2 separate regions of the Homo sapiens genome follow, and region 2 is linked to region 1. A link is a loop called in an ENCODE intact Hi-C map of the cell type or tissue named here. Cell type or tissue: heart right ventricle. All regions are shown on one strand. Links, peaks and the distances in the headings refer to the core of each region. The heading gives the core; the rest is flanking DNA. Region 1 has its middle 28 kb from the start of MELK. Region 2 has its middle 74 kb from the start of MELK.

Region 1 (12,430 bases), core at 1,768-9,767:
CGGGAGGCTGAGGTGGGAGGATCACTTGAGGCCTTGATTGTCGAGGCTGCAGTGAGCTGTGATCAGGCCACTGCACCCCAGCCTGGGTGACAAAGAGAGACCTTGTCTCAAAAAAAAAAAAAATTTATAAGTGAGCCACATTGTACAAAATTATGGTCTTCCAGGACCTGATACATTTCTGTCACTCCAAAAATTCTGTCATTCCCCTGCTCCTTTCTTTTCTTTTTTTTTAGACAGAGTGGAGTCTCGTTCTGTCGCCCAGGCTAGCGGGCAGTGGCGTGATCTTGGCTCACTGCAAGCTCCACCTCCCGGGTTCATGCCATTCTCCTGCCTCAGCCTCCCAAGTAGCTGGGACTACAGGCGCCTGCCGCCACGCCTGGCTAATTTTTTGTATTTTTAATAGAGACGGGGTTTCACCGTGTTAGCCAGGATGGTCTCGATCTCCTGACCTCATGATCCGCCTGCCTCGGCCTCCCAAAGTGCTGGGATTACAGGCGTGAGCCACTGCGCCCGGCCTCTATGTGCTTATTTATATATCTTCTTTTGTGAAGTGTCTGTTCACGTCCTTTACTGTCTTTCTCATTGATTTGTACTTGGAGCCTACTTTGTTGCCAAGGTGACGTATACAGAACCCAGAAGCCCATCTTGAATTCACATGCCCTGGCATACAGGTTCAAGGCAGGAAGAAAGGCCAGGTGTCTATAATTCGAAGGATCTGCACCTACTTAGGAGTTAGGCTACACAGGACTATACAAGTGTTGCAAATCGGGTCTTTTGGTGTTGGGCACAACACAGCGCACCTGGGCAAAGAGCAGAACTCCTGAATCTTACACTACAGTAGTGATTTATAACCCTGGATGCTAATAAGAACCACCTGGGGAATTCTTGGTCCCAAATTCTGGTTTAATTGGTGGACGTTCAGTCTGGGCATTTGGAATTGTAAAAGCTTTCCAGGTGATTGTAATATGCAGTGAAAGTTGAAAATCACTGTTCTGGAAGGACATTCACTGATTATTAAGCATATGCTATGCTATTTTGTGAAACTATCAAGTTAATTTAAACCAAACTTTAAATTAGGTGTTTTTTTTCCCACATAGATAAACTGGGGGAGCTGAAGATTTTTAGCTCTTTATCAACATCAAGTATCAAACTATAGAATGTGGCCAGGCGCAGTGGCTCACGCCTGTAATCCCAGCACTCTGAGAGGCCAAGGTGGGCGGATCACAAGTTCAGGAGTTTGAGACCAGCCTGGCCAACATGCCGAAACCCCATCTCTACTAAAAATACAAAAATTAGCCAGGCATGGTGGCAGGTGCCTGTAATCCCAGATACTCGGGAGGGGCTGAGGCAGGAAAATTGCTTGAACCTGGGAGGCAGAGGTTGCAGTGAGCCGAGATCATGCCATTGCACTCCAGCCTGGGTGACAAGAGCAAGACTCCATCTCAAAAAACAAACAACAACAACAACAAAAACTTTAGAATGTAGACCCTGATGATCACTATCCAGTCTCTATAATTTTCTCAAGGCCCCATCTCATCTATAATAATCATGTTTGAAATAAGAATTTAGCTATCATAGTTCTAGACACATTTACCCAGCAGTTAAAATGAGATGTAAGAGTCCTCTTTATTTATTGTCTTAAGCTGATATGGAGACATCTCATGTACTTGTAATTTGCTTCCAAGTTCTATCCCCAAAAAGCCAGATTTCAAATTTGAAAAAGGTTGTACAGAGATTATGATGTAGGGCCAGGGGTCAGCAAACTATGACTAGTAGGCCACATCCTTCCTGTGGGCCAGATCCAGTCTATTGCCTGTTTTTTGTAAAGCCTGAGAGCTAAGAATGGTTCTAATATATTTAAATTAATGAAGAAAATCAAAATGAGAGTAATAATAATTACATGAAAATCAAATTTCAGTGTCCATAAATACATTTTTTATTTGAAGACAGCCATGCTTGTTCATTTACTTATTCTTTATCATTGCTTTTGCATACAAATGCAGAATTGAGTAATTATAACAGAAACTTCATGGCCCACAAAACCTGAAATATCCACTATTCAGATTTTTTTGGGGTTTCACTATATTGCCCAGGCTGGTCTCAACTCCTGGGCTCCAGAGATCCTCCCACTTTGACCTCCCAAATGCTGAGATTACAGGCATGAGCCACCTCACCCAACCCTATTTGGATCTTTATGGAATAGATTTGCTGCCCTGTGATTTAGATAAAGATTCTCTGAATGGGAGAAGAGAAGAATTGGGGAATTGAGGAATGCATAGATCGAGTCTTTCACTAAGAATGAGCCCCGTCTACCCACTTTCCCACTAAGCCAAGCCCTGGGAGATAAAGACTAAATAGTAGTAAATAACAGAACTTCTAATTTGTTTGGGTAATCTGAATGCAGAGGGCTGACCCGCTTCCTGGTTAGAGCCCCAAGTATTTTTTTTTTTTTTTGAGTCAGAGTTTTGCTTTTGTTGCCCAGACTGGAGCACAATGCCTTGATCTCGGCTCACCACAACCTCTGCCTCCTGGTTCAAGCGATTCTCCTGCCTCAGCCTCCCGAGTAGCTGTGATTACAGGCATACGTACCACCACGCCCGGCTAATTTTGTATTTTTAGAAGAGACGGGGTTCCTCCATGTTGGTCAGGCTGGTCTCAAACTCCCGACCTCAGGTGATCTGCTCACCTCAGCCTCTCAAACTGCTGGGATTACAAGCATGAGCCACCGCACCCAACCCTATTTGGATCTTTATGGAATAGATTTGCTGCCCTGTGGTTTAGATAAAGATTCTCTGAGTCAGGAAACAACAGGTGCTGGAGAGGATGTGGAGAAATAGGAACACTTTTACACTGTTGGTGGGACTGTAAACTAGTTCAATGATTGTGAAAGATAGTGTGGCGATTCCTTAAGGATCTAGAACTAGAGGCCGGGCGCGGTGGCTCACACCTATAATCCCAGCACTTTTGGAGGCCGAGGCGGGTGGATCACGAGGTCAGGAGATCGAGACCATCCTGGCTAACATGGTGAAACCCCCGTCTCTACTGAAAATACAAAAAATTAGCCAGACGTGGTGGCAGGTGCCTGTAGTCCCAGCTACTTGGGAGGCTGAGGCAGGAGAATGGCGTGAACCCGGGAGATGGAGCTTGCAGTGAGCTGAGATCATGCCACTGCACTCCAGCCTGGGGGACAGAGCGAGACTCCGTCTCAAAACAAAACAAAAAAAGGATCTAGAACTAGAAATACCATTTGACCCAGCCAACCCATTACTGGGTATATACCCAAAGGATTATGAATCATGCTGCTATAAAGACACATGCACACATATGTTTATTGCGGCACTATTCACAATAGCAAAGACTTGAAACCAACCCAAATGTCCATCAGTGATAGACTGGATTAAGAAAATGTGGCACATATACACCATGAAATACTATGCAGCCATAGAAAAGGATGAGTTCATGTCCTTTGTAGGGACTTGGATGAAGCTGGAAACCATCATTCTGAGCAAACTATCGCAAGGACAGAAAACCAAACACTGCATGCTCTCACTCATAGGTGGGAATTGAACAATGAGAACACTTGGACACAGGGTGGGGAACATCACACACCGGGGCCTGTCATGGGGTGGGGGGAGCAGGGAGGGATAGCATTAGGAGATATACCTAATGTAAATGACGAGTTAACGGGTGCAGCACACCAACAGGGCACATGTATACATATGTAACAAACCTGCACATTGTGCACTTGTACCCTAGAACTTAAAGTATATATATAAAAAAAAATTCTCTGAATGGGGAAGGAGAAGAATTGGGGAATTGAGGGATGCATAGATATTATGAGTCTTTCACTAAGAATGAACCCTGTCTACCCACTTTCCCTGGGAGATAAAGACTAAATAGTAGTAAATAACAGAACTTTTAATTTGTTTGGGTAATCTGAATGTAGAGGGCTGACCCCCTTCCTGGTTAAAGCCGCAAGTAATAAATGGCTGTGTGATAGATAAATCTAGGCTCCTGGTTCCCAAAGTCTTGTTCCCAGACTTGCAGCATCACCATCACCTGGAAGCTTGTTTGAAGTGTAAATTCTCTAGCTTTGTCCCAGACTCACGGAATCAGGAACTTTGGGAGTGGAGCCCAACAGTCAGCATTGCAACAGGCCCTCCTAGTGGTGCTAATGCACAGAGGAGCTTGAGAAGCTCAGCAGGTAGAACCTTCGATAGCAGCCTGAATTTCCTGTGACTGTGCATAGCGCCCAGCCTGAAATAAAGTCTCATTTCTTGAAGAAGAAATTTGTGGCCAGGCGTGGTGGCTCACGCCTGTAATGCCAGCACATTGGGAGGCCGAGGCAGGCAGATCACCTGAGGTCAGGAGTCCGAGACCAGCCTGGCCAACATGGTGAAACCCTGTCTCTACAAAAACACAAAAATTAGCCGGGCGCAGTGGCTCAAGCCTGTAATCCCAGCACTTTGGGAGGCCAAGGCGGGTGGATCACGTGTTCAGGAGATCGAGACCATCCTGGCTAACACGGTGAAACCCCGTCTCTACTAAAAAAATACAAAAAAAATTAGCAGGGCGTGGTGGCGGGCGCCTGTAAACCCAGCTACTCGGAGGCTGAGGCAGGAGAATGGCGTGAACCCGGGAGGCGGAGCTTGCAGTGAGCCGAGATCGCGCCACTGCACTCCAGCCTGGGCGACAGAACGAGACTCCGTCTCAAAAAAACAAAAACAAAAACAAAAATTAGCCGGCATGATGACGGGTGCCTGTAATCCTAGCTCCTCAGGAAGCTGGAACAGGAGAATCACTTGAACCTGTAAGGCAGAGGTTGCAGTGAGCCAAGATCATGCCATTGCACTCCAGCCTGCACGACAGGGCAAGACTCCGTCTCAAAAAAAAAAAAAGAAAATTGGCTGATGTGGTGGCGAGTGCCTGTAATCCCAGCTACTTGGGAGGGTGAGACACAAGAATCACTTGAACCCGGGAGGCAGAGGTTGCAGTTAGCCAAGATCACGCCACTGCATTCTAGCCTGGGCGATGAATCGAGATTTTGTCTCAATAATAATAATAATAATAATAATAAAATAGGCCGGGCACGTTGGCTCACGCCTGTAATCCCAGCACTTTGGGAGGCCAAGGCGGGCAGCTATGCAGCACTGATTTATTCCAGATGGGCTGCTTTCCTCACTGTATTCTTCCTCTATGGGTGAACAAATCCACCTGTTGGTACTTATGCATTCATATGGCATGAATATGCCTTGCTATGGATTATTGCTGTTCATCATCACTATATGATGGAGAAGGTGAGTGGGGGCAAGCAAGACCTTGCTGGTAGGCAGCAGCAAGCCACTGTTACAGGGAATCCTACAGTCAAGGTTTGCTCAGCATTTTCCCAATTCAGGGGGTTAGTCCTAGGGTTATTCATCCTCTATCACACAGTTCTCCAAGAATACTTTACTGTGGCATCTCTTAGTTATGAATGTTACTTCTTTTTCCAAGCTAATGTCACCACAGAACAGTGAAAACTTAGGAGTTCCCTTCCAGGCTATTGTGTTCCTAACTGGTACCTGCGACTTGCCAAGGATTCACGAGTGCCTTGTTTTGGTGGTTTTCATGTGGCTGTGGCTTGTCTCCAGGCAGGCCTGCAATGAGATATGTGTATCCATGTGGGTGGTCTGCACAAAGTACAACCATGGGAGTGGTCAGAAGAATTTCATAAGGCTGAACAAATGGGCTTGGCAGGTCTTTCTCCAGAATTCCTTTTGTAGGCCAGTTTCCCAGCTGCAATGGATGTGTTGGCATGGAGTCCAGTCTTAGCCTCGAGGCCTGCTGAGGCCTGCGGTTCTTTTTTTTTTTTGAGACTGAGTCTCGCTCTGTCACCATGCTGGCATGCAGTGGCACAAACGCATCCGGGGTATTTTTTTAAATCTACATTTTATTATTTTTATTTTTATTTATTTATTTTTTGAGACGGAATCTTGCTCTGTAGTCCAGGCTGGAGTGCAGTGGCATGATCTTGGCTCACTGCAGCCTCTGCCGCCCAGGCTCAAGAGATTCTTCTGCCGCAGCCTCCTGAGTAGCTGGGATTACAGGTGTGCACCACCATGCGTGGCTAATTTTTGTATTTTTAGTAGAGACGGGGTTTCACCATGTTGCTCAGGATGGTCTTGAACTCCTGACCTCGTGATCCACTCACCTCGGCCTCCCAAAGTGCTGGGATTACAGGTGTGAGCCACCACGCCCGGCCTATTTTATTATTTTTAGAGACAGGATCTCGCTCTGTTGCTCAGGCTGGGGTGCAGTGGTGCAGTCATAGCTCACTGCAGCCTGCAACTCCTGGGCTCAAGCGATCCTCTTGCCTCAGCCTCCCATGTAGCTGGGACTACAGGCACCCAGCTAAGGAAAAAAACATTTAATTGAAGGAGGGGTAGCACGTACCAAAGCAAATTTTAGATGTCAAATTGAAAAAAATGAGAAAGTATGATATTTCCATTTGTTTTCACAAACATAAGGATAATATAACACCCAAGTCTCCTATTTTAAAATTCTACCTTATGTAGAGGCATATATTGAGTATCTATTAATTAAAAAGTTTTAAGCTGGGCGCGGTGGCTCACGCCTGTAATCCCAGCAATTTGGGAGGCCGAGGTGGGTGGATCACGAGGTCAAGAGATTGAGACCAGCCTGACCAACACAGTAAAACCTCATCTCTACTAAAAATACAAAAATTAGCCAGGCATGGTGGTGCATGCCTGTGGTCCCAGCTACTCGGGAGGCTGAGGCAGGAGAATCGCTTGAACCCGGGAGGCAGAGGTTGCAGTGAGCCGAGATAGCACCACTGCACTCCAACCTGGTGACAGAGTGAGAGACCATCTCAAAAAAAAAAAAAATAGATTTAAGAGACTGTATCTCTTGATAGGTCAAAGGAGAAGATGGATAAATATATAAAGCTATGGAACTATGCTGTCTAATATAGTAACTACTGGCCATATATGGCTATTGAGCAAAGCTAGTCTAAATTGAGTTGTGTTATAAGTGTAAAGCACATATCCAATTTCTTTTTTTTTTTTCCTTTTTTTTTTTTTTGAGGCGGAGTTTTGCTCTTGTTGCCCAGGCTGGACTGCAATGGCATGATCTCACCTCACCACAACTTCCACCTCCCAGGTTCAAGCGATTGTCCTGCCTCAGCCTCCCTAGTAACTGGGATTACAGGCAAGTTCCACCACGCCCGGGTAATTTTGTATTTTTAGTAGAGATGAGGTTTCTCCATGTTGGTCAGGCTGGTCTCGAACTCCTGACCTCAGGTGACCCGCTCGCCTCAGCCTCCCAAAGTGCTGGGATTACAGGCGTGAGCCACCGCACCCGGCTCCAATTTCAAACACTTAATATAAAAAAGAATAGGCGGCCGGGTGCGGTGGCTCACGCCTGTAATCTCAGCACTTTGGGAGGCCGAGGCTGGTGGATCACCAGTCAGGAGATCAAGAACATCCTGGCTAACATGGTGAAACCCCATGTCTACTAAAAATACAAAAAATTAGCCGGGTGTGGTGGCGGGCGCCTGTAGTCCCAGCTACTAGGGAGGCTGAGGCAGAATGGCGTGAACCCGGGAGGTGGAGCTTGCTGCAGTGAGCCGAGATTGCGCCACAGCACTCCAGCCTGGGCGACAGAGCGAGACTCCATCTCAAAAAAAAAAAAGAAAGGAAGGAAGAAAAGAAAAGTATAGGCCAGGCATGGTGGCTCACGCCTGTAATCCCAGCACTTTGGGAGGCTGAGGAGGGCAGATCACTTGAGGTCGGGAGTTTGAGACCAGCCTGACCAACATGGAGCAATCCCGTCTCTACTAAAAATACAAAATTAGCCAGGCATGGTGGCATATGCTTGTAATCCCAGCTACTCAGGAGGCTGAGGCAGGAGAATCACTTGAACCAGGGAGGCTGAGGTTGTGGTGAGCTGAGATCCCGCCATTGTACTCCAGCCTGGGCAACAAGAGCAAAACTCCCTTTCCAAAAAAAAATTAATAAAATAAAAATAAAAAAATATAGAATACTTCATTAATAATTTTTTCTGCCAGACACGGTGGCTCACACCTGTAATCCCCGCACTTTGGGAACCTGAGGCAGGAGGATTGCTTGAGCTCAGAAGTTTGAGACCAACCTGGGCTCATATCTACAAATATATTTTTTTAAATCAGCTGGGCATGGTGGCACATACCTCTGGTCCCAGCTAATCAGTATGCTGAGTGGGGAGGATCACCTGAGCCCAGGAGTTTGAGACTGCAGTGAGCTGTATTTGTACCACTGTACGCCAACCTGGACGACAAAGTGAGATTTTATCTCAAAAACAATTTTTTTTTTCTAAGTGATTACGTGTTGAAATCATATTATGTATCTATTGGGTTAAATAAAATATCAAAATTAATTCACCTTTTAAAGAAAACTTTTTAATATGGCTACTAGAAAATTTAAAGTTTGAACCCAGGAGGCGGAGGTTGCAGTGAGCCAAGATCGTGCCACTGCATGCCAGCTTGGGCGACAGAGGGAGACTCCATCTCAAAAAAAAAAAAAAGAAAGAAAGAAAATTTAAAATTATAATATGGCTTGCATTATATTCCTATGGGATAGCACTGCTAGAGAGAAATTGTGATGAAGACCCATGGGAAATGTATCAAAGTTGAAATACATGGAAAACTTAACTAAATGGTTTAATAAGTACATTTCAATAATATTTTTTAGCATTGTGTCAAAATTATAACGTGGCAAAAACATTAGCTTTTCATAAAATAACCCTTACTAACGAAATTTAATGGTATTTCCATGTCATTACTCTGCCAATTTAATAATTGGTATTTGGTTCTAAGTCTGTTAAAAGGAGTTTTGAATCTTCTCTGTTACCTACTTGCATGTGCATTTGTTTTTTGTTGTTTGTTTGAGATGGAGTCTCACTCTGCTCCCAGGCTGGAGTGCAGTGGCACGATCTTGGCTTACTGCAACCTCCACCTCCCAGGTTCAAGCAATTCTGCCTCAGCCTCCTGAGTACCTGGGATTATAGGCATGTGCCACCATGTCCGGCTCATTTTTGTATTTTTACTAGAGACGGGGTTTCACCATGTTGGCCAGGCTGGTCTTGAGTTCCTGACTTCAAGTGATCTGCCTGCCTCAGCCTCCCAAAGTGCTGGGATGACAGGCGTGAGCCACCACGCTGGCCTGCATGTGCATTTGCAATTACAAATGTAGTGACCCAGGAAGGTTGTACTGACACTCACATTCTAGTAGATGCATGGCCAAAAACAATTTGATTTCCCAAAATGGTCAACAACACTTGGTAAGGTTCCCAACCAAACAAAGTACATTTTTCTTACATTTACACAGCAGTTTGGTTCCTGGAAAATTCGGTGAATGTTAAAACCATGCAAAAATACTTCTCTTTGTGTGTATGTGGAGTGGGGGCGTGTATGTAAAACAGAATCAGCTCAGATCATTATAAACAGATTTTTATCTTACAGGAATCTCTGGTGATACAGTGGAAAATCCTAAAAGACACAAAGCAATTATTTGCTATGAAGAGAGTGTGGCATCCCTGCCCTCCCCCATTACGTGCTTATAGCGTCTCAATATTTTGTAAACATTTTTTGGGGGGAATAATTATAGATTCACAGGAACTTCCAAAGAAATGTCCAGGAAGTTCCACTGCACCCTTCACTCCATTCTCCCTCAATGTTAATATCTTCCATGGCTACAGTGCAATATCAAAACCAGGAAATCAACATTGGTACAATGCACAGAGCCTATTCAGATAGGAAACCAACATTGGTATAATCCTCATCACTTGTTCAGACTTCACCCATTATACTTGCAGTCATTAGTGTGTGTGTATGTGTCTTGCTTTATATAACATTACCACATGCCTAGCTTTGTATAATTACCATTATAATCAAGATACACAACTGTCGAGTAGGGAGGGATCATGGCAGTGGGGAGGCAGGACTAGATTGCAGCTCCCACTTGGACGGACAGAGCAGTGTGCAGCCTCTCGCATCGTGAACTTTTGCTCCAGAAGTACTGCAGGAATAGATCAGGAAAGCTGAGAGAACCCACAGACCCTAGGAAGGAAGCAGATTGCTCCTGCAGGACCTGGGAGACACCCTAAATACTGTGTTGGTATCCATGGCTGAGAGACCTACAGATGGTCACATCACATGACTCTGTGCAGACAACCCCCAGTATTAGCCAGGAGCCTGGTAGACCTGTTGGGTGGCTAGATCCAGAAGAGAGATAACAATCACTACAGTTCTACTATCAGGAAACCACATCCCTAGGAAAATGGGGAGAGTACCACATCAAGGGAACACCCCATGGGACAAAAGAACCCGAACAACAGCCTTGATCCCTAGACCTTCCCTCTGACAAAGCCTACACCAATGAGAAGGAACCAGAAAACCAACTCTGGTAATATGACAAAACAAGTTCTTCAACACTCTGCAAAAATCACACCAGCTCAGAAGCGATGGATCCAACCAAGAAGAAATCCTTGATTTACCTGAAAAAGAATTCAGAAGGTCAGTTACTAAGCTAATCAAGGAGGCACCAGAAAAAGGCAAAGCTCAATTTAAGGAAATCAAAAAAAGATATAAGAAATGAAGGAAGAAATCTTCAGTGAAAAAGATAGCATAAATAAAAAACAATCAAAACTTCAGGAAACAATGGATGCACTTATAGAAATGCAAATGCTCTGGAAAGTCTCAGCAATAGAATCGAACAAGCAGAAGAAAGAATTCAGGGCTCGAAGACAAGGTTTTCAAATTAACCCAATTCAACAAAGACAAAGAAAAAAGAATAAGAAAATATGAACAAAGCCTCCAAGATGTCTAGGATTATGTTAAACGACCAAACCTAAGAATAATCGGCGTTCCTGAGGAAGAAGAGAAATCTAAAAATTTGGAAAACATATTTGGGGGAATAATCAAGGAAAACTTCCCCAGCCTTGCTAGAAACCTAGACATCCAAATACAAGAAGCTCAAAGAACACCTGGGAAATTCATCGCAAAAAGATCATCACCAAAAAAAAAAAAAAAAAAAAAAAAATGGCCAGGCGCGGTGGCTCATGCCTGTAATCCCAGCACTTTGGGAGGCTGAGGCAGGCAGATCACCTGAGGTTGGGAGTTCGAGACCAGCCTGACCAATATGGAGAAACCCCATCTCTACTAAAAATACAAAAATTAGCCAGTGTCGTGGTGCATGACTGTAGTCCCAGCTACTCAGGAGGCTGAGGCAGGAAAATCGCTTGAACCTAGGAGGTGGAGGTTGCAATGAGCTGAGATCGTGCCACTGCACTCTAGCCTGGGTAACAGAGTAAGACTCTGTCTTTAAAAAAAAAAAAAAAAAAAAGGATCATCTCCAAGGCACATTGTTGTCAGGTTATCTAAAGTTAACATGAAGGAAAGAATGTTTTTTTTTTGAGATGGAGTTTCGCTCTTGTTGCCCAGGCTGGAGTGCAATGGCGCAATCTCGGCTCACCACAACCTCTGCCTCCCAGGTTCAAGCGATTCTTCTGCCTCAGCCTCCTGAGTAGCTGGAATTACAGGCATGTGCCACCATGCCCAGCTAATTTTGTATTTATGGAGGAGACAGGGTTTCTCCACATTGGTCAGGCTGGTCTTGAACTCCCGACCTCAGGTGATCCGCCCGCCACGGCCTCCCAAAGTGCTGGGATTACAGGCATGAGCCACCTCGCCCAGCCCTACCTAGATTGGCATTTTTATTATTATTATTATTGTTTGTTTGTTTGTTTTTTGAGATGGAGTTTCGCTCTTGTTGCCCAGGCTGGAGTGCAATGGTGCGATCTGGGCTCATCGCAACCTCCAATTGGCTATTTTTACTTAGTATGATTCACTTGAGGTTCATCCAAGTTGTATGTGTTAATAGCTCATTCACTTTGATTGCTGCGTAGTAGTCCATGGTTTGAATGTTCCGCAGTTCAGCCATTTATTTACTGAAAGACATTTAGAGGCTGGGCGTGGTTGCTCATGCCTGTAATCCCAACACTTCGGGAGGCCAAGGCAGGCAGGATCACTTGAGCCCAGAAGTTTAAGACAAGCCTGGGCAACATGGCAAACCCCCGTCTCTACAGAAAAATGAAAATTAGCCAGGCTTGGTGGTTCACACCTGTAGTCTCACCTACTCAGAAGATTAAGGTGAGAGGATCACCTGAGCTTGGGGGTGCGGAGGTTGCAGTGAGCTGAAATCATGCCAGTGCACTCCAGCTTGAGTGAGAGTGACACTCTGTCTCAAAAAAAAAAAACACCTTTAGATAATTTACAGTGTTTGGCTATTATGAATAAAGCTGCTGTGAACACTATTACGAGCTTGTGTGTGAAAAAAAATTTTATGTGAGAAAAATGACCAAGAGTGAAATTGCTGAGTCATATGTTAAGTCCATT
Region 2 (12,430 bases), core at 1,437-9,436, 46 kb before region 1:
TTATCCACAGTCTTGCCAACACTTGTTATTCCACCCCCACCCCTACCTTTTTCTTCATAATAGCCTTCCTAATGGATGTGAAGTGGTATCTCATTGTAGTTCTGATTCGCACTCCCTATTTCACTTTCAAGCTTAGCACAATGTCTGTTTACTTGTATTTGCCCCAGCCTGGCTTGTAAATCATTATTTTATTTGGGGGTTAATGAGGGAGTGGAGGAGAGAAATTGTAAGAAAATACTGAAGGGGCGCCGGGTGCGGTGGCTCAAGCCTGTAATCCCAGCACTTTGGGAAGCCGAGGTGGGCGGATCACGAGGTCAGGAGATCGAGACCATCCTGGCTAACACGGTGAAACCCCGTCTCTACTAAAAATACAAAAAATTAGCCGGGCGTGGTGGTGGTGGTCGCCTGTAGTCCCAGCTACTCAGGAGGCTGAGGCAGGAGAATGGCGTGAACCCGGGAGGCGGAGCTTGCAGTGAGCCGAGATCGTGCCACTGCACCACAACCTGGGCGACAGAGCAAGACTCCGGTCTCGAAAAGAAAAGAAAAGAAAAGAAAATACTGAAGGGGCTATTTCATGAAAAACGATAAGACAATGATAGACCTAATAGCATATAAAACCAGAAGAGGAGCAAGATGGTATTTCAGAGTATTACAGAGTAATACTTTGCAGCCTTAGCAACTGAAGGAATCCAGATAAGGTAGACCCAATGGAATTTGTAACCATGCTCAGCAAAGGAAGTGAAAATAGCAATGCCAAGTGGAAGGGGCTGAGGCAGGAGATGAAATGAACCACCAATACCACATGACTACTTTCCTTCACAAACACATCACAAGCACATGTGAGACAACTATATGGTTTCCCTGAAATGCTTGGGGATGTAAATTGCAGGGTGAGAGCCAGAGCGAAAGAAAACATGCTGAGCATTTTTCCTCACTATTATCACATTAATAAACATTAGTTTCTATTTCCTTAGGCCACATTCCTAAAGGTGGAATTGCTAATTCAATGTTTTGAAAAGTTCTAATTTCCAGAGAGATCATAGCAATTTATTTGTTTAATCATTTATTTTTATTTAAATATAAGGGATTGAATTGGTCATATTTCTCACTTGTAAGGCCACTCTCATTTGTTATATTTATTTATTCTCTTTTATTCACATTCACTAATCTCATTCCCCTTTCTCACCACAGGCAATTATTCCGATGTGTTTCATGTATATCCTTTTGTTTGTGTTTATTTAAAATATGTAGTATTGGGCTGGACATGGTGGCTGACGCCTGTAATCCCAGCACTTTGGGAGGCCAAGGCAGGCAGATCACTTGAGGTCAAGACTTTGAGACCAGCCTGGCTAACATGGTGAAACCCCGTCTCTGCTAAAAATACAAAAATTAGCTGGGCGTGGTGGTGCACGCCTGTAATTCCAGCTACCCAGGAGGCTGAGACACCAAAATCCCTTGAACCCGGCAGGTGGAGGTTGCAGTGAGCTGAGATTGCACCATTGCACTCCAGCCTGGGTGACGTAATGACACTCTTTCAAAACAAAACCAAAACCAAAACCTCCCAACAAAGAGATTTTTCAAAAAAAAAAAAATAGTAGTAGGATAAAATATGTACTATTTTCTTAGATGTGTGTATTTTTTTCTTTTGTAAATAACATTGTAAGACACATTTTTTTTTCTTATTTTTCTTTTTTGCTGCAGCATGTTTTTAAGATCTGGCCCATTGCTTCTATCTACTGCATATTACTCCACCCATCACATTTTGCCTAAGGTCTTCTTCATTAGGGACACCCAAATTGCCTACAACCAAAAACATCACTGCCATAACTGTCTTTATACATACCCCTTATAGAACCTGTGTGAGAATTTTAGGAGGGTTGTATATATAGTATCAGAATTGGAATTTTATATTTTTTTCTCTGTTATATAGTTTTTGCTTTCATATTTTTATTATTGGTAAGGATAAATGTGTGTGTGTGGTGTGTGTGTGTGTGTGTGTGTGTGTGTTTCTTCAACCACAGTATTCTAGGAATTTTCTGATCACATCCTTAGCCCTATCCTCTATGGCTTCTTTAAAGACTAATTGAGTCTGTAATTGATTGTAATACATTGAATAAATGTAATGCATGAGTCCATAATGATGCTCAAAGAGCAAGAAAAGAGAAAGGAGGAAAAAATTCATTTGCCACTATTGGAAATACTATGACACCAACTCCTTTGTCAGGAAATTGGTAATTAAAGAGAAAGAATGAAGCATTTAACCTGCCATTTTAGGAAGAAATGAGGTTCATCCCCAATTGATGAGAGGAAATTCTTCTTTACAGAAGAATGTCATCTAATAAATGTAGAAGGATTGATAGAATTAAAAACTTACCATTTTGCAATCTCCAATGAGATAATTGATTCAAGCAAGGATCATCAGTGAATGTTAAACTATTTAAAAAGAAAGAAAAAAGACCAATCTACCATTGTATCTATTTCCCACCATTCACTTGCTCTACAAACACTTCCAATTTGACTTCTGCTCCTACCATTCTATTAACTACATGCTTGAAAGACAATGCTGGCTTCTCAATTGCCAAATACAATGGTCTTTTCTCAGTTCTCATCCTCCATGATCTCTTCATGGTATTTGACAATAGCAGCCACCTCCTCTTTCTTGTAACTCTCTCCTTTCATCTACAAAAGACTGGCTATCCATTGCTGTATAACAAACCACTCTAATATATTTAGAGGCTTTTAAAAATTTATTGTTATTTTTCATGGTTCTGTGGGTAGACTAGGCTCAGTTGGGTGGTTCTCACTTGGGATCTCTGATGTTTCAGTAAATGGTGTCTAGGGCTGGACTCATCTGAAAGCTTGACTGGGCTAGACATCCAGGAAGGCTTCTTCACTCACTTGTCTGGCATCTCGAAAGGATGGCTGGAACAGCTGGAGGTTAATAGGGCAACTCTCTGTCTCCATGTGACTGGCTTGGGCTCCCTAACAGCATGGTAGACTCAATATAGTGAAGATTAAACTCTGATTTTTTAGTTTGTCCAAATTCCTACCTAAGGGCCCTGGGGACTCATGCCCTACAAACCATAAAGTCTCATCAGAGGGGTTTTCATTTTAACTCTGTATAGTGTGGTCTGTTTTCTAACCTGACTCTGGCATAACATCACATAACAAATAAGGGAAGAAATCAAAATATTTTAACCCTAAATATAATTCCTTGCCATATCTTGACATTGCCCTGAAAAGTTGTCTCTTGTGGGAAAAATCCACATTCCATAGAGAAACCCCTTTCCCGTTTTTTTCCTTCCTTCATTTCCAGATCCAGGAGATAATCAACTAAGAGCCAGGCACCCTTTTACATCGGATAAGAAACATTTTACAACCTGTTCTTTCTGAAGTCTGCTATCTGAGAGCTTCCTCTGCACAATAAAACTTGTCTCCACAATCCTAACCTAAACATTTCCTTTCTGTTGATCCCAGGTCTTCAGATAAACTCAACCAATTATCAACTGGAAAATATTTAAATCTACCTATAGCCTGGAAGGCCCCCCCTCCGCCAAAAACCAATGTACATCTTAAATGTATTTCATTGATGTTTCCTGTCTCCCAAAAATGTATAAAACCAGGCTGTGCCCTAACCACCTCAGACTTTTATACATTTTTGGAAGACAGGAAACATCAGGTCTCAGGATCTCCTGAGGGCTGTGTCACAGGCCACGGTCACTCATATTTGGCCCAGAATAAATCTCAAAATATTTTACAGAGTTTGACTCTTTTCATCGACAATAGATAAGACTTCTTACATAGTGCCTGGCTTTCCCCAGAGCAAGTGTTCCCAGGTGGAAACTGCAAGGCTTCTTAAGAGACAATTCATGCTCTTTCTCACCCAATATGCATCATCTACTATTTTCAGCATTGGTTTCTTTAGAGGGGGAAAAAGAACTGAAAGACTTTTCCAAAGCTGAGTGTAAAATCCATCTATGTTTTTATTGTTTCATTTCTATTTTTTTTTTTTTTTTGAGTGTCTGTCACCCAGGCTGGAGTGCAGTGGCGCGATCTCGGCTCACTGCAAGGTCCGCCTCCCGGGTTCACACCATTCTCCAGACTCACCCTCCCCAGTAGCTGGGACTACAGGCACCTGCCACTATGCCCAGCTAATTTTTTTTTTTTTTGAGACAGAGTTTCGCTCTTGTTGCCCGAGCTGGAGTGCAATGGCGTGATCTCAGCTCACCACAACCTCCACCTCCCAGGTTCAAGCGATTCTCCTGCCTCAGCCTCTCTAGTATCTGGGATTACAGGTATGTGCCACCATGCCCGGCTAATTTTGTATTTTTAGTAGAGATGGGGTTTCTCCATGTTGGTCAGGCTGGTCTCAAACTCCCAACCTCAGGTGATCCGCCCGCCTCGGCCTCCCAAAGTGCTGGGATTACAGGCATGAGCCACTGTGCCCAGCCTAATTTTTTATATATATATTTTTTAGTAGAGACGGGATTTTACCGTGTTAGCCAGGATGGTCTCGATCTTCTGACCTTGTGATCTGCCGGCCTCGGCCTCCCCAAGTGCTGGGATTACAGGCATGAGCCACCACGCGCAGCCTATTATTTCATTTCTAATGATGTGTCTATCCATATCTAACCCCAAAGCAATTTTTAAAAGAAGTTTTTGTAGAGATGGGGTCTCACTGTGCTGCCCATGCTGGTCTCAAACTCCTGGCCTCGAGTGATTCTCCCCCGTCAGCCTCTCAAAGTGCTGGGATTACAGGCGTATACCACCACACCTGGCCCCCAAAGCAATTTTGAAATACCTTTATCGGCCGGGTGCAGTGGCTCTCGCCTGTAATCCTAGCACCTTGGGAGGCAGAGGCGGGCAGATCACCTGAGGTCAGAAGTTTGAGAACAGCCTGACCGACATGAAGAAACCCCATCTCTACTAAAAATACAAAATTAGCCGGGCGTGGTGGCGCATGCCTGTAATCCCAGCTACTCCAGAGGCTGAGGCAGGAGAATCACTTGAACCCGGTGAGCCGAGATCATGCCATTGCCCTCCAGCCTGGGCAACAAGAGTGAAACTCCATCTCAAAAAAAAGAAATACCTTTATCAAGTCTTTCAAAACATTTAGCTGAATTTTCATAGAAGCAGGAACAATCTTTACACTTGCACTTGTGTTTCCACAGTTTACTTAATATTTAATTATGTAATGTAATTTCTGTAATAAATAAAACTAACACAAACAGATTTGTGGAGAAACTTCTCAATTGGTAGGCTCAGTAAGTCCCAGAAACTAGTTTACCAGCTATGAGCATTCAGTGCACATGGGTGTAAATTAGTATATTTTACAGACGGAATAGAGGGCATTGGTTAATACAATTAATCGGTTAAAAGAGTTTCTAATGTATCTTTTTTGAACCTTTTGAATTGGAAGTACATAAACCACTTTAAGAAACATAGACTCGGCTGGGTGCAGTGTCTCACACCTGTAGTCCTAGCAATTTGGGAGGCCGAGGCAGGCGAATCACTTGAGGCCAGGAATTTGAGACCAGCATGGCCAACATGGTAAAACCCCGTTTCTAGTAAAAATACAAAAATTATGAGGGCGTGGTGGCATATGCTTGTAATTCCAGCTACTTGGGAAGCTGAGGCACGAGACTCACTTGAACCCAGGAGACAGAGGTTGCAATGAGCCAAGATGGCACCACTGCACTCCAGGCTGGGCAACAGAGCGAGACTCGGTCTCAAAAAAAAAAAAAGAAAAAAAGAAACAGGCTGTATTGGCTTTCATAATCCAAAGCCTGGGGTGGATCTGGCATGACTTGATTCAGGGACTTGAATGATGTGTCAGCTCCCAATCTTCCTCTGTCTCTCAGCTGTGCTTACCACCATGTTGGTTTCATACTAGACTCCATGCAGTGATGAGACAGTGATGGCAGCTCCTGGCACAGAAGAGAAAACACGTAACCCTCTCAGCAATCCTAACAAAAAGTCTCACTACTTTGTATCAGCTAAGATTGGGTATATGCTTGCTTACCTTATACTGATCTGTGACCAGGGAGATGTGATGACCTGAGTGACTTAGGATTGAGTCCCATGCCTCTCTGAAGCCCTTTCTAACCCCTGGACTGAGAAGAATTGCCTTGGAGCATTCCAGCTTGCTATTATATAAGTTGATTTTTTTTTTTTTTTGAGACGGAGTCTTGCTCTGTCACCCAGGCTAGAGTGCAGTGGTGCGATCTCGGCTCACTGCAACCTCTGCCTCCCAGGTTCAAGCGATTCTCCTGCCTTAGCTCCCGAGTAGCTGGGATTACAGGCACCCACCACCTTGCCTGGCTCTTTTTTTTTTGTATTTTTAGCAGGGACGGGGTTTCACCATCTTGGCCAGGCTGGTCTCGAACTCCTGACCTCAAGCAATCCACCCGCCTCGGCCTCCAAAGTGCTGGGATTACAGGCGTGAGCCACTGTGCCCAGCCTTAGAAATTCTTTTTTTGTTTGTTTGAGACAGAGTCTTGCTCTGTTGCCCAGGCTGGAGTGTAGTGGCTTGATCTCAGCTCAATGCACCTCCACCTCCCGGGTTCAAGCGATTCTCCTGCCCCAGCCTCCCGAGTAGCTGAGACTATAGGCATGCATCACCACTCCTGGCTAATTTTTTTGTATTTTCAGTAGAGATGGGGTTTCACCATGTTGGCCAGGCCGGTCTTGAACTCCTGACCTCAGGTGATCTGCCCACCTCAGCCTCCCAAAGTGCTGGGATTACAGGCGTGAGCCACTGCGCCCAGCAGAAGTCCATTCTTGAAGTAATGATTGGGTTAAGGAAGGACTATGGGCTTCTTGAGGGCAAGAATGGCATTGTGTTTCTGTCTGTATCCTCACTCTTCATACATAGCACCCAGCATGTTTCCCTACACACAGCAGACATCACTTAATTGTGAACCAAAAAACTGCAAGCATCTTTCTTCATTCACTGTGTATCTTACTGCTGTTTATAGAAGACTTGCCCTTGCTGTGCAAAATGCCAGTCCCTATTTGCCTGGGTTTTGTCATCTTTTGATCTCTTGTGCTGCCAGAAGGCCTCAAAGCATAAGTTTGAATGGGGCTTGGACTCCGAGACCCATAGAGCTAAGCTCCGTATAGAATTCCCTGAGGGAAGCCTTTTCCTTTCCATCTCAAGTCCGGCATATTGCTCTATAACACTGGTTATGGTGATGCTGCAGTTTTAATTTTACCTTTTGTGTTTGTTCTAGAGCCACTTTAAAGGACTCTCTTTGGGTCTTTCCCCTAATCCTCCTTTCTGACCCCCAGCTTCCCTTGGTCCCTCGCTTCCCTGCAGCCACAGCTGCCTGGCTCCAGGGCACTCAGACGGCACTGTCGCCTAGGCAACCCAGAAAGGGGCTTCAATCTACTGTCTCCCCAGAGGGGTTGGGCTGGCCCTGAGCCAGGAAGAGGCAGGGGGCAGGGGACCTGTACCAGCCCTGCACAGGGCATGTCGGGAAATAAACAGACTACTGGTGTGCTGTCTGCATTAAGAGATAGGGGGAATGTCATGGGTGTGTTGTCTGTGTGTTATGTAAGCAAACAGCCAAGGATGCCACTGCCCGCTGAGAGCAAAGAAATGGAACAAGAGAAAGAAGGCCCTCCCATACATCTTGGACTCAAATCTGCAGTGATGGAGTTAACTGGCCAAGGCTCTGTTTTAGTTTCCTAGGGCTGCTGTAACAAAGTACTACAAACTGGATGGCTCAAAACAACAGAAATGTATCTTCTCACAATTCTGGAGGCTAGAGGTCCAAAATCAAGGTGTCAGCAGGGCCATGCTCCCTCTGCAACCTGCCAGAGAACTTCCTTGCCTCTTCCTGCTCCTAGTGGTTTGCTGGCAATCTTTGACAATCCTTGACTTACAGCCACACATAACTCCAATCTCTGCTTCCATAGTCACATAGCGTTCTCCCTGTTTGCCTCTGTTTTCATGTGGCCTTCTTCATATAAGGACACTAGTCATATTAGATTTAGAGCCCACCCTTGCTCCAGTATGACTTCATCTTAACTAATTACTTCTGCACTGACCCTATTTCCTAACAAGCTCACGCTCTGGCATGGGGATTTGGACTTCAACATATCTTTTTTAGGGGACACAATTCATCCCATAACAGCCTCCCAGATGGGTATGAAATGATGGGAGAGATGGTTTTAGAAGTTCCCATAGTATAAGAGAAAGCCCTTTCTAGGGCTAATTGACAAGACTAAGGAAGCTCTGGAACACCAGGCTGAGGATCTTGGCTTTGTTTAGTAGAGGGGAGCCATGAAGGGTCTCAGAGAAGACAGCAGTGTGGCAATCTATAAGACTCAGGGTTTTTGTCATTGGTTGCTTTTTATGTTTTAGTGCCAGTGAAATGAACCACTCTTTTCTCCAACGCATACTCCCAGCTGCCTCTTTAAGTAACAGCCCTACACAGCCAGTTGTAGCATGACAAAAACCTTCGAAATGAATAGCACAGAGTTTGGTGTGGTTCCGAAGTAAGACTGCCACTTGCCAGCTGTGTCAGCCTTAGTTGCCTCCTCAGTCAAACGAGGATTATAAAAGTACCAATCTCAAAGAGTTGTTACAGGGATTAAATGAGTATGTATGAACTTATATAATATATATATAACATATTACATATATGATATACATACATATATATGTCTAGCTACCTGTCTCAGAAGAAAGCCTGACAAAGTAAGAACTCAGCAAATGTTCACAATTATTATGCAAAGATGAGTAGTTAATTTGGCTAAGGAGTAAAGTAGAAGTCATTATTATTAGTGCTGGTTATTAAGACTTTAGACCCTGGCTGAGCACAGTGGCACATGCCTGTAATCCCAGCACTTTGTGAGGCCAAGGGGGGTGGATCACTTGAGGTCAGGAGTCCAAGACCAGCCTGGCCAACATGGTGAAACCCTGTCTCCACTAAAAATACAAAAATTAGCTGGGTGTGGTGGTACGCACCTGTAGTCCCAGCTACCCAGGAGGCTGAGGCAGGAGACATGCTTGAACCCGGGTGGCAGAGGTTGCAGTAAGCCGAGATCACACCACTGCACTCCAGCCTGGGCGACAGAGTGAGACTCTGTCTCAAAAAAAAAAAAAAAAAAAAAAAAGGAATAGGAAGAGAAAGCTTTCACTTTTACTTTATACAATTTTAAAATAAGCACATAGTATTTTAATAATGAAAACTTAATTCCATTTAGAAAATTATTAAAATAAAGCATTTTGTATGCAAGCAACATTATTATAGGCATATCTTGAATCTGCTCTGATTTTCTTCAAGGAAATCATTCATGAATATGCATAGACTATTTCTGGAAGTATCTTCAAGAAGCTGATGACAGCGGTTGCCTCTCAAGAGGGAGATTGGGGGACTGGTGTTTGGAGTCAGGGATGGGAAGAAAATGACCTTTATGCTATATTTTCTTTTACAAGATTTAATTTGTTTTTAACCAAATGCATGTATTATGAATTCAAATAAATTAAAAGAAAATTTTTAAAAGCTACAATAATTTATAATTACCAATGAATAATGTGTAACTCACCTCATGACTGATCACAACACACCAGTGCTTCTGACTGGAGTTGATCCTAAGCAGAGTGCTGACAGTCAAACTCAGGACTCCAAGTCCAGAGGTTTTTTTTGCGGGGGGAGGTGAGGGGGACAGAGTCTCTTTCTGTCGCCCAGGCTGGAGGGCAGTGGCACAATCTTACCTCACTGCAAACTTGCCTCCCAGGTTCAAGCAATTCTTGTGCCTCAGCCTCCTTAGTAGCTGGGTCTATAGATGTGCACCACCACACCCGGCTAATTTTTTTTTTTTTTTTTTGAGACAGAGTTTCGCCCTGTTGCCCAGGCTAGAGAGCAGTGGCTGGACCTCGGCTCACTACAAGCTCCGCCTCTGGGGTTCACGCCATTCTCCTGCCTCAGCCTCGCGAGTAGGTGGGACTACAGGCCCCACCACCACGCCTGGCTAATTTTTTGTATTTTTAGTAGAGATGGGGTTTCACCGTGTTAGCCAGGATGGTCTCGATCTCCTGACCTCATGATCCGCCCGCCTCGGCCTCCCAAAGTGCTGGGATTACAGGTGTGAGCCACCGTGCCCGGCAATTTTTCTGTTTTTTAAGTACAGACTGGGTTTCGCCATGTTGGCCAGGTTGGTCTCAAACTCCTGACCTCATGTGGTCCACCCACCTCGGCCTCCCAAAGTGCTGGGATTACAGGCATGAGTCACAGCATCCAGCCATCCACGGCTTTTAATACTACATCATTGCCCAGCATAGTTGCCTCAAGGACTGCACCCTTGCAAGCCCAGTACCTCCAGGACCACCCCCCGACTCAACAAGCCATGACAGTAACATCACAATTGCCATAGCAGAAAAGTCATGACTGTGGAATTAACTCCTCAACAAACATTAAATATTCAGCTCAGTGAATTTTTATATATGTTCACCTGTGTAACCATGATCTGGATCAAAACATATAGACCATACTGGTCAGGCACAGTGGCTCACACCTGTAATCCCAGCGCTTTGGAAAGCTGAGGAGGCGGGTGGATCACCTGAGGTCAGGAGTTCGAGACTAGCCTGACCAACATGGAGAAACCCCGTCTCTACTAAAAATACAAAAAAAATTAGCCAGGCATGGTGGCGCATGCCTGTAATCCCAGCTACTCGGGAGGCTGAGGCAGGAGAATTGCTTGAACCCAGGATGCAGAGGTTGCAGTGAGCAGAGATTGCACCATTGCACTCCAGCCTGGGCAACAAGAGTGAAACTCAAACTCCATCTCAAAAAAAAAAAAAAAAAAAAAAAGATATAGATCATACCATCTCTCCGGAAGGCTCCCTCAGGCCCCCTCAAGTCCATACCCCCTAAATGTAACTACTCTTCTGATTCCTATCATCATGAATTAATTTTGCCTGTTTTTAAATTTTGTATAAATGGAATTATATGGTGACTACTTGTTCGTGTCTGGTTTCTTTTGCTTGACACTATTTTGTGAGATTTATCCATGTTGTTGTATGTAGTAGTTGTTTGTTCATTCCAGGATTGAAAGTGCTGAGTCACAGGGCATAGATATGTATATTTAACTTTACATATACTGCCAAGCAGTTGTCCAATGTAGTTGTACAAATTATACTCCCACTAGCAATGTAAAAAAAATTTCAGTTGTTGGGCCGGGTATAGTGGCTTATGCTTGTAGTTCCAGCACTTTGGAAGGCTGAGGCATGAGGATCACTTGAACTCAAGTGTTCGAGGCTGCAGTGAGCTATGATCGTGCCACTGCACTCCAGCCTGGGCAACAGAGTGAGACTTTGTCTCTACACACAAAAATGTTCCAGTTGCTGCACATCCTCACAGACTCTTGCTATTGTCAGTCCTTTTAACTTCTGCCATTTTGGTGGGGGGTCACTATTTTAAACCCCTCTTGGTTCCTTGATTTTCCATCTGCTCAGTCTTCCGGTCTGATAGACCCTCAATGGACTTTGAACTCCTGACCAACACTTCCTGCCCTTTCTTTCCTGGAATAGAGCCGTATAGTGTTATTACCTGATTGAATCCTAGAGCTCACCACACACAATTCTGATCTCTGCCACAGGCTGAGACCTGACTCCAGCCCAGACTAAGCTCTAATGCTAATCACAGACTGGTCTCTACTCTAATCACAGACTAGCTCTTAGCCCCACACACTGAGCCCTAATCACAACTACAGGGTGAACCCTGATCCCAACCATACCCTGAGCCATTACCCCAGCAACAGATTGAGCTTTCATCCTAGATAGAGGTTTAAACTGATCTGATCCAAATTCAGACTGATAAACACAAGTGGGCCAAGCACAGTGTCAGAAATTATTAGAAGATGTCAAATTGCAAGAATAAAATGCATTGTAAACTACTATTTCTGTAGCCTCTCCTTGGTTCACGTCAAATTTTAATTGTGACTGAATTTTGCTAAGTTGGGGAAAGAAACTACAATCAACCCCACCCTGACATGTTATAAAGAACAGGCTGGGGGCGGGGGAGTGTGGCTCAAAGAAGCCTAAAGCTGAGCCAGTCTGCAGATGGTGGCGGGAAGACGGGTAACCTTCTTCCTGTCCTCACAAGATGGCAGGTTTATTTTAAGGGTGTTTTTAACAGCTTAAAAAATGGATTCAAAGAACACTGGGGGAAGCCTCTGATTTTTGGGCTTCTGCCCATGATGCCTTTTTTTTTTTTTTTTTAACAATGGTATTTGACTCCCAGTGAGATTTGTTCCTTCATTACATTCTGATCATATTGCTTTTCACATCCCCCTCCCTGCAGAGGCTGTTGGGAAGGAAAAAGGAAACAGCCTTGAAGAATGAATGCTTAGAGGTTCTATTTTTTTTTTTTTTTTTTTTTGAGACGGAGTTTCGCTCTTGTTGCCCAGGCTGGAGTGCAAT

Evidence for each region. Peaks named below come from ENCODE experiments on the same cell type or tissue, not always from the same donor. Only the 100,000 strongest peaks of a DNase experiment are listed, where the experiment ranks them.
Region 2: a loop joins it to region 1, with 10 times the contacts of the local background. A loop is called at or near these places in 26 of 110 quality-filtered maps.

What each region holds. Positions count from the first base shown.
Region 1 is chr9:36,538,402-36,550,831 of GRCh38, forward strand. No RefSeq gene overlaps it. Among named protein-coding and RNA genes, the nearest start is that of MELK, 28 kb to the right of the region's middle. RefSeq lists an enhancer at 12,221-12,430. In heart right ventricle, for the core only: no CTCF peak of the experiment used is centred there; a DNase peak (open chromatin) is centred at 5,660; H3K27me3 peaks cover 646 bases.
Region 2 is chr9:36,492,290-36,504,719 of GRCh38, forward strand. No RefSeq gene overlaps it. Among named protein-coding and RNA genes, the nearest start is that of MELK, 74 kb to the right of the region's middle. In heart right ventricle, for the core only: no CTCF peak of the experiment used is centred there; no DNase peak of the experiment used is centred there.